Linked DNA regions of Homo sapiens: region 1 is linked to region 2. The links are chromatin loops, found by intact Hi-C in ENCODE. Cell type or tissue: A673. All regions are shown on one strand. Each heading gives the region's core, and the rest is flanking DNA. Links, peaks and the distances in the headings are about the cores only. Region 1 has its middle 8.7 kb from the start of MMAA. Region 2 has its middle 54 kb from the start of OTUD4.

Evidence for each region. Hi-C counts contacts between places; a loop is a spot of excess contacts. Peaks named below come from ENCODE experiments on the same cell type or tissue, not always from the same donor. Only the 100,000 strongest peaks of a DNase experiment are listed, where the experiment ranks them.
Region 1: a loop joins it to region 2, with 9 times the contacts of the local background. A loop is called at or near these places in 91 of 110 quality-filtered maps.

What each region holds. Positions count from the first base shown.
Region 1 is chr4:145,607,942-145,613,329 of GRCh38, forward strand. No RefSeq gene overlaps it. Among named protein-coding and RNA genes, the nearest start is that of MMAA, 8.7 kb to the right of the region's middle. In A673, for the core only: a CTCF peak has its summit at 2,063 (motif pointing left); a DNase peak (open chromatin) is centred at 2,070.
Region 2 is chr4:145,231,966-145,237,353 of GRCh38, forward strand. No RefSeq gene overlaps it. Among named protein-coding and RNA genes, the nearest start is that of OTUD4, 54 kb to the left of the region's middle. RefSeq lists a silencer at 2,302-2,401. In A673, for the core only: a CTCF peak has its summit at 2,313 (motif pointing right); a DNase peak (open chromatin) is centred at 2,326.

The DNA.
Region 1 (5,388 bases), core at 99-5,098, 380 kb after region 2:
TCTAAGTTTTAGATTATTTTCTAAATACTGAGTTTTTAATGGCCTAATGTTATCAATTTTAGCATATATTCTACAGATCTTTGTCAAAAAGAAATAATCATATTTAGGGTCTAACATTCAAGATATACATGAACATAAATAGGTAGATAGATATTAATCTTTTAAATTATAATCTTGGAATTTTTTTGACTACTTGATTTGTCAGGTCATTAATTCAAATGACACAGTTATAAAATGAGAATCTTTCTTAGGGGTAACATGTCTAAGCAAGTTGTTATCTACACATAAAGATATTTTCCCTTATATTACTTCAGAATATTTAATATTTTCATTAACTAACAATACTTGGCAAAGCATGTGATTAGTGTCTATAACAAGATTGTTTTTTCTCACTGTCAGATTTTAATCCCCTACTTCCCTTTCAACATTGAATACATATAAACTACGCCAGAATGGTCTTTCTATGTCTTCTTTCTCCAGTAAGCAACATGATGACCGTGGGGTTTTTTGGTGTATGTGGAAGGGGAAGGTGGGTTATGTTGTGGACTGGCATCTGTGTCATATTTTGTTCTTACCAACCATACAGTTAGAACAAAATGGGCAAGAGTGTAACCTCTGAGTAGGACTTTGGAAAGTACCCCCCCCCCCAACATCCTTAATCATTATAAGACTTATTTATAGGAGTAAAATAGTTTCTCATATAAAATTTGAAAACAGCATCTGCAATATAATCAGGCAGGAGGAAAATGGTATATTTAATCACATCACTCCAAGGCAACCATTAATAACTAGTTTTGCTTCTTTCCTTCTAATATTTCTTCTAGAATTGTTTTACATAATTGAGACTCTTCTGCTATTATATAATAGGCATTTTCCATTATTAAAAATTATTTAACAGAATCATGTTTAAATGCCTTGACAATATACTATTATTTACTTAATATTTCTTTAATATTAAACTGGCATTTCCAATATCTTTGTATTATTAATTATGCTTTGGTGAATTTGTTTTCTTTCTATCCTTTTTTTTGTTTTGTTTTGAGATAGAGTCTTGCTCAGGCTGGAGTGCAGTGGCGCGATCTCAGCTCACTGCAACCTCCGCCTCCCAGGTTAATGTGATTCTTCTGCCTCAGCCTTCCAAGTAGCTGCGATTACAGGTGCCCACCAGCATGCCTCGCTAATTTTTGTATTTTTGGTAGAGACAGTGTTTCACCATGTTGGCCAGGTTGGTCTCGAACTCCTGACTTCACGTGATCTGCCTGCCTCAGCCTCCCAAAGTGCTGGGATTACAGGCGTGGGCCATAAGTAACACAGTGGATCCCTAACTTTTGGGTGCATCCAAAAGCCCTGAAAGGCCTCATTCCCCAAGTTTCAGGTTCAGTAAAAGTCTGAGCGTGGCCAAATAATTTGTATTTCTAACATTTCAGGTGATGTCAATGCTGCTGGTCCAGGGACCAAACTTGGAGAATCACTGTAATAATGACATGTAAGGATTTGTTTCAATAATTTCTGAAAAGCAATGCTTCTTCCTTCTATTGTTGTTTCCATCTTTGATAATGCAGGGAAAAATAATACTTATTTTAGATTAGAAAAGGAAGTAGTAATGTCTATTAAAGGTTTTTAAAAATCTTTTAGTCATTGGCTTTTGCTAACTCGTTTGCACTGATTGTGGAATCTTACTGGAACCATTTGACCCTGGAGCTACATCACTATACAGCTGGTCTCATTTTTTTTAAGTCACCTGCCCTCATTTAATTCATTTCCTTTGGTGTTTTCCTTCCTGTGGAAAGTCTCTGACATCTGTCCTACATACTTCCTTATGAATACAAAAGCTCATCTTTTTTATTTTTAAGTTTTATGAGTCAATTACTCTTACCCTTTTTGTATTTGTGATGTTTTCATTCCTTATGTTTTCAAAAGACACTCTAGTCTATAATTATTTATGATTGCTCTTTAAAAAAATTTTTAAACATCTTTTACTACATTCTGTTGACATATTTAGGTCTGAGCCTAATGTCAAATACTAGCAGCAGATGACTTCTCACTTCACTGGCACCATCATGTGGTGAAATTGTGCGCTACATCGAAACATTTGCCAACATGGTGCCATTTCATCACATCTTATGTATAGATAACACTGAAATTGGAACTATCATAATAAGTTAGGGAATCTGAAATAATCCTGTTACTTTAGTAAATTCACAGAAAAGTAAGCACCAATGATTAAGTATGTGGACACTGAAGTCAATTACATGAGCTCAAAGCCAGACTTTTATACTATCATGTAACATTTGGGCACATTGGTTAATCTCCCTGAGTCTCAGTTTCCCTGTATGTAAAATGGGATAACAGTAGCATCTATCTCACAGGGATGTTGACAATAGCCATAAAATAGTTTAATAATATCAGCTGCGATTAGTTGTTACCATGCCATCACATTTGATTTTCCCTTTATGTTCATACCAAGAAAAGAAAATCAGACTTCCCCTGTGAGTTTAGAAAATTATACCAAAATGGAATAATTGTTTTCAGAATTATTAGAAGTAACATGAAGTTAAAAACTGTAAAAGATAAAGGTTGAAAAAACATTTAAATAAAAGTCATTTTTTTAAAAAGGCAACTTCTGGAAAGAAAGGTCTATGAACTCTATTTACCAAGTGAAATTTGAAAATTAATCTCATTATATTAAGCATAATCGACAGTCAAAATAAACAATTGTGAAGATGAGTAACTTAAAACCTTTTTAAGGGTCAAAAATACTTTTTAAAATTAAAAGTGATTTATAGTCCCCAATCCTCTCAATGATCTATTGAAAGAGAAATGTTTAATTTTATAAATCCTTGAAAGAGATACATGTGGGACAGATCTGTATGTTGGAAATCTTTCTATTAAAAAATAAATTATTTTATCACGATAATAGTGAGAGTAGAAGAAAGCATGCAGGGTTGCTGTGATTTGAATGTGTTCCCCAAAGTTAATGTGTTGGAGGCTTCATTTCCAATGCAATGGTGTTGAGAAGTGAAACTTTTGAGAGGTGACTGGGTCCTGAGGGCTCTACTCTCATTAAGGGATGAATGGAGCCATTATTGCAGGAGTGCATAATTGTCATGGGAGTGGAGTTCCTGATAAAAGGATAAGTTCAGCCCCCTTCCCTACTCTTTTCCCTTGCCTACTCTTTCCCTCTCTTGCCCTCCAAGCCTTCCACCATGGAATGATGGAGCAAGAAGGCCTCACCAGGTGTGGGACCCTTGATTCTGGACTTCCCAGCCTCCAGAACTGTAAGGAATAATTTCTCTTCTTTATAAATTACCTAGTCTGTGGCATTCTGTTATAGAAGCACAAAACAGACTAAGACATAAAATTGGTGTTGAGGAGTGGGGCTGTTGCTACAACAAATACCTGAAAATGTAGATGTGGCTTTGGAACTGGGTAACAAATAGAGGCTGGAAGAATTTGGAGGAGCAAATAGAAAAGCCTCGACTGCTGTGAATGGAGCACTGGGCAATTCTGGTGAGAAGACAAGAACTGTGAGGAGAGCCTAATCTTCTTAAGGATTACTTAAGTGGTCATGACCAGAAGGCTGGTAGAAATATGGACAGTAGAGGCCATTCTGATGAAGTCTCAGATGGAAATAAGAAACAATGCATTGGAAACTGGATTAAAAGCTATCCGTGTTTTGCAGAAAATTGTGATGGAACTGTGTCCATTTCCTAGGACTTTGTGGAAGGCAGAACTTAAAAGAGATGAACTAAAATATCTGGTGGAAGAAGTTTCTAAGCAGCAAATTATTGAAGGAGTTGCATGGATATGTTTAACTGTATACAGCAAAATAAGATAAAATGTAAGATATGAAAGCTACACACACACACACACACACAGAGAGAGAGAGAGAGAGAGAGAGAGGGAGAGAGAGAGAGGTGATTTAGAATTTATACCGAAAGGGAAGCAGAGCAGAAAGATTAGGAAAATTTGCAGCCTGGGCATGGAGAGTGTGTTGTCCAAAACACCACCAGAATGCCTAAATGGTAGAAAGGAGAGCTTTATTGGCAATATCAGTTTGCAAACTGAGAAGAATCAATGGCATGTGCTGAAGGTGCTCTTTTTTGAAGATGAAAAGGGCAGGTTGGCCCTTATGCCTCAAAGGGCTTGTGCAGTCATACATATTCGGCAGGTTTGGGGAAAAGCTATACATATTTATGTGGAGAGTTGAGTGCATGTGCAATAGGCAGGCATATATAATGTATAACCCATGTTCACTTTGGGGTGGGGTTTTGGCATTAAAATGGGGTGAAATTTGGCTCCATGTTAAAAGGTGAACTGTAGGATACGAAGACTGTGCACAGTCTCTATAAGCTTGCTGAAACTTGCTTAAGGTCTATACTTACTCATTAGGAAAGTGTGTTTATAAGGTAGGTCTTCTGTCCAATCAGAGTTGAAGTGGTCTGAGTTGTAAATCAGAGTTTATGAGGGCTCTTGATAATTTACATGAAAGCTCCTATTGTTAGGGAGTTTAATAAGAGTGTGTTTATTCTTATAGCCATAGGAATTTAGAAGTTATCATGTCAGCTGAGCACTGAACCCTCAAAGAAAAGTATCTGTTTCTTTAAACTTGGGGTCTGTCTTAGTTGATAAAGGGGCATCTCTTTTGGTTTCTCAGGTCACAAGTAAAATAGTGTCTTTAGGACAGCAAACCGAGGATATGGCCAAGCCACTATTTGCTAAAGAGGTTAGTATGGCTAGCAGGAAACCAGGTGATATTCATCAAGACCATGGAGAATGACCTGAAAGGAATTTCAGACATCTTTGAGGCTCCCTTCCATCACAGGCCCAGAGCTCTAGAACAGAATGGTTTGGGGGGACAACCCACAGTGCCCTCCGTGGGCTTGCTGCCCAGGGCGACTTCCAGACTCTGCTCCCTGTATGCCAGTGCTGTAATCCTGTCACCCCAGCAGTGGTTCAAGCAGGCCTGGCTGTGGCTCAGGTTGCCATTCCAGAGGACACAAGCGGTAAGCCTTGGTGGCATCATGTGGTGCTGATTCTGCAGATGTGTAGAATCCAAGAGCTGTGGGGACATGGTGACTTCCACCTAGATTTCAAAGAATGTGGACAGCCCAGTAGGTCAATGCCTAGTGGTCTTGAGAGTGGGGCAGCTCCCAAGACCACAAAACTGTAGGGCTACCAGCATGCAACTCCAACCTGGGAAAGCTGGAGGCATGAAATTTCTATCTGAGCACTGCTGGGTAGACAGTCCACCAAAGCGGTAGGAATGGAGCTGCCCGAGGCCTTAGGGACCCTGCCCCATCCTGGTGTGCCCAGGATGTGGGATATGGAGTCAAAAGAGATTATTCTCCAGCTTTAAAACTCATTTTTCTTATTGGATTTTAGACT
Region 2 (5,388 bases), core at 145-5,144:
ATGACTTTGTGGTTGCAAGCAAAATTTTATTTGGGATTTACCTTTGACACTAATGCAAGACAATCTAGAATGGAATGAATCTCATTGCTAGTTCTCCAAGCATGCATAGTATCAATGTTTCTTTGAGTGGAAATTTTGTTTGGCCAATAAAGTTTTTACAATTTCAACACCATAGGAGGCCTTTGAACTTTCTAAAAGTGCTCCCAAAATAGAAATCCTCATTTGATGCTGTTCTTGTGCAGATAACATGGGAACTGGACCTGGCTCTGCCAACAGATGTCAATACTTTCACGATGAAGAGAAATAGCGATTCCTTCATGATCTGCTTCAAAATATTGGAATAGATTTTAGTGATTCTGGAATGGATGAGAAGATTTGACAGAAGCATTGTTTTACTTTTTAAATTTTCCTTCAAATTACAAATCAGAATAACCATTTCCAGGACATTTTGCTTCAGCAAGGTCTTTTATTTAGTCGTGCAGCAAGCGATCTTGCAGGATGACTCAAGACAATACATCTTTGTGTTGGAGAAAATCCAAGTTTTTAATGCTTTCCAATTGACCCTTTTACTAAGGCAAAAGAGGCAGACTGTGCAGTGTATTTTCAGGATGTAAGGGATCACTTCAGCTTTGTTCGGTTCCTGCTTCCATAGGTAATATGTTCAACAATGCAAGCAAAATCCAAGGGGGCAGACAGAGATAAAGAGAGATTCTTGGCCAGGCGCGGTGACTCACGCCTGTAATCCCAGCACTTTGGGAGGCCGAGGCAGACGGATCACGAGGTAAGGAGATCGAGACCATCCTGGCTAACACGGTGAAACCCCGTCTCTACTAAAAATACAAAAAATTAGCCGGGCATGGTGGCAGGCGCCTGTAGTCCCAGCTACTTGGGAGGCTGAGGCAGAAGAATGGCGTGAACCCGGAAGGCGGAGCTTGCAGTGAGCCGAGATTGTGCCACTGCACTCCAACCTGGGCGACAGAGTGAGGCTCCGTCTCAAGAAAAAAAAAAAAAAAAAAAAAAAAAAAGCGAGATTTTTGCTGGGCACGGTAGCTCATGCCTGTAATCCCAGCACTTTGAGAGGCCAAGGCGGGTGATCATGAGGTCAGGAGATTGAGACCATCCTAACTAACACGGTGAAACCCCATCTCTACTAAAAATAAAAAAAAATTATCCAGGCGTGGTGGTGGGCGCCTGTAGTCCCAGCTACTGGGGAGCCTGAGGCAGGAGAATCGCTTGAACCTGGAGGCGGGTGCAGTGAGCTGAGATTGCGCCACTGCACTCCAGCCTGGGCGACAGAGCGAGACTCGGTCTCAAAAAAAAAAAAGAGGGATTCTTTTTTTTTGGTGATATATCCTAGCCTAAACTGATATTAAGGTATAAACAGATGTTCATAATCATGTTTCATTTTCAATTCATGTCAAAGAATGGCCTGGTAAATATTATAACAGGCCAATGACACCAATAATGTACCAAACTGTAATTTTGCATACTGCTTTTTACTTATTTATTATGAAACAATGCTTTCATAAAATGTTATACAAAAAGTTTTTCTCCCCAAAATATAGTTTTAAATATTGGGGAAGACGTACAAAAAAAGTATATTTTTCCCCAGGTTTGTGGATCCTCTAGAAGTCATCCATTAGTTCTCTGGCTTATAAACCAAGGGCTAACAACTTCATCTATCAATAAGGCTTTAATCTTCTGATACTAATCTATCTCTTCACTTTTACCTTCATCTATTAAGTATAATTGTCTGAAGTGAGACAGGAAATAATTAAAATAACTTGGAGCAGCAATTTCTAAACTGTGGTGCAAAGGGACACTGACGGCCCCTGGAAAAAACTCATCTTTCCCTTTGCCATTTCCTCCTCTCTCTCCAGACTTTTTTTAAAATCCCAATGTTTCTCTGAAATTGTGATGAATCTCTCAAGAGTTTTTGTGTATGAAGATTGACCACTTGCACATCTGAGAGAATATTGCCTTCTCCTAGCAGGGAGTTTTGACCTATGTGGGGTTTGGGAACACTTACAGCATTCAAAGATCCCCTTTAAAAGGGGTCTGGAACCCAAAGCTCCATTTTAATTTACACATCCTGTGTATCGTCTGTTACAGTTCTTTCTTTTCATGCTATGACTCTTCATCCTGCCCTTGCTCTGATTTTTACTGAAGACCAGCTACTTCAGCCTGTTCATGCATGATCACTTTTTCTGGTATTCTTTTTCCTTCCTCATGTTAAATCCTCATGTTCTTAAGTTTTCTAATTTGTGACCTTCTCATTTACTCTAAGCCTGGCCCTATATGGAGAGCTTCATCCTCCCAGCAGGGGTCACCATAGTTCCTTCCTGGAGAGCCTATAGGTATCATGTTAAAGAATCCACCCTCTGGTCTTTATACAGTTCCAGTTTCTATAGAACATTATAAACACTAAGGCTCAACATTCACATTGTATTCATGTCTGTCCTGATTTAATATTGACTAACACTTTAAACACTTTTTGAAGCAAGTAATGTTATTTTAAAATCGTATGTATTTGTTTTTGTTATAAATTCCTGGATGGACAGGAAAGATAACCCCCACATCATGCCTCATACATTGTAGATTAAAGTTCTTATCCTTAGATACAAATGTATAAAAAACAAAATTACTGTACTTTTTTGTTCTTTTTTTCTTCAATCTATACTTTCTCCTAATAAATTGGAGATATTTGAAGCACTTAGAAATTTGAAGCACTTAGAATCTAAGTATTTGAAGCACTTAGAATCTAAATGATGTAATATAAATAAGATTAAATTAGAATATATTTAATTGTTTTTTAGAATCAAGCATTCTCTTTAAAATTCTTTTCTATATTTATGCCATTTTAACTCATTGCATTGATTTTTAAAAAAATTACACAAATGAAAAAGAACCAGGAAAAGTTAGCTATGTGGTAGTTATGGAAACATAATAAAGTGATTATTTGAGTGAAACTCAGGGAGCAACTTGACTTAAACAAAGATATCACACCACCAATTCTACCTTCTCATTTGTGCATTATTAAATTAGATCATTCCTACAAGCATCAAATATACTATTGTTTTTCTAATCTTAAACAAATATGACTCTTTTTTTTTTTTTTTTTTTTGAGACAGAGTGTCACTCTGTTGCCCAGACTAGAGTGTAGTGGTGTGACCTTGGCTCACTGCAATCTTTGCCTCCTGGGTTCAAGCAATTCTCCTGCCTTAGCCTCCTAAGCAGCTGGGACTACAGGTGCGTGCCATCATGCCCAGCTAATTTTTGTATTTTTAGCAAAGACAAGGTTTTGCCATGTTGACCTGGTCTCGAACTCTTGACCTCAAGTGATCTGTCCACCTCGGCCTCTCAAACTGCTGGATTACAGGTGTGAGCCACCATGCCCAGCCAATACAACTTCTTTTGAGCCTACTTCTCCAGCTACTGCCCTGTGTCTCTGCCCTCCTCTGCAGCAAAAATTACTTGAAAAAGTTGCTTATACTTTCTGTCTTCTTCTTATTCAAATCAGGCTTTTCCCCACCTGCCCCTGAACTTGCTCTCGTCAGGGTAACCAGTGACCTCCATGTTGCTAAATCCAATGGCCGCTTCTCAGTTCTCCTCTAATTTGGCCTATGGGCAGCATTTGGCAAACATTTTCTTCACTTGCTTCCAAGACACCACAGAGGCTGGTTGTCCTGTTACTTAGTTGATCCTTCATGGCTGATCTCTTTCTGTATCCTCTTCCTCTTCCTGAACATTAGCATGCTAGAATTCCATAGGCTCTGGCATGGTCCTCTACTCTCCTCTACCTCCATTCACTTCCCAAGTGATCTCATCCAGTTCCATGACTTTAAATATCATCTGTTCCCTAAGAAATTTTGCTCAACTGCTGATAACAAAGATCCAATTACAGCAGCTTTGACACAAAATAGTTCATTCTCTTCCATATTAGGAGTCAGAAGGAGGCCATCCACAGCTGATATGGCATATTCACAAGGTCATCAGAAACTCAGGCTGCTTCTGACTTTCTGTTCCATCATCTTAGCACGTGGCTTATATTCTCAAGTCTGGGACTACAGGCACGCACCACCACATCCAGCTGATTTTTGTATTTTTAGTTGAGATGGGGTTTCACCATGTTGGCCAGGATGGTCTCAATCTCTTGATCTCGTGATCCTCCCACCTCGGCATCCCAAAGTGTTGCGATTACAGGTGTGAGCCACTGCTCCCTGCCTAAATGTGAAGTTCTAAGGGGGAAGAGGAAAAAGAATATTTGGTAAGTACCTAGTAGTTTCTGCCATAACATCAATATATCAAAGAGTCCCATATTCATATTTCCAGCCCTGCACTCTTCTCCAAGCCTCAAGACCACTTACTGTGCTTGGATGCACACTTGGCAACTAAAACTTAACATGAGCAAAGCATTGCCTTTGTAATGGAGACTCAAAGATGAATGACTGTGAGTTGAGGGAAGAATGAGGAGTGAGAAAGTGAAGACAGTGAATACAGTATAGAGAACTCTTTCAGGAGTTTTGATAGAAAGAAGAGCAGAGGAACAGAAAAATGGGAAGTAGCTGGAGGAGAATGTAAAATCTCAGGAGAATTTTGTTTCATTTTATAAAAAGAATAATATTTCAACCTATTAGTATAATAATGGGAGTGGTTTAGGAAAGAAGAAATGAATGACTCAGGGAAAGGGGAATAATTGTAGGAGTAAAGTCCTCAAGAAGACGGGGGAGACAAAATACAAAGCACAAATGAGATCAGCATTTGATGTAAATGACAGAGAAAGCAGAGTATGGGGGCACAACTTATAGGCAAGACGGCTCACTGAGTTTAAGCTTCGATAACGCACTTTGCTCCAAATACATGACAAAAATAGATCAAATGTAAAAAAAAGATAAGTCTAGGATAAAAAATAAGACAAACATCTCCTAAATGAAAATAGAACAAAAATGTCAAAGTGGCTAGACTGAAGTCACAAAGTTTATGGAAAATCCAGAAAGCATAAAGTACTGGTTAGGATTTCAGCTCCTGAGGGGCAGAGGACACTAAACTTGCTCCATGAGAAACTGAATCCAGTTTTACAGCTTGAAAACTCTTCTATTCTCAGGAGTGAGGCTGGAAAAAATTACATTTATTTATCTATTTTTTAGAGATGGGTTTCACTCTGTCACCCAGGCTGGAGTGTAAAGCTATTCACAGGTTCAATCATGGCTCACTGCAGCCTTGAACTTTTGGCCTCAAGTGATCCTCCTGCCTCAGCCTCCTGAATAGTGGGGACTACAGATGTGTGCCACCATGCCTGGCTCTGAAAAAATATTAAAACTCTGCATGACTTGTATTTGGAGATGTGGCTTTTAGAAAGCTGTGGACCTAAGGAGAAGGGGGTGCATA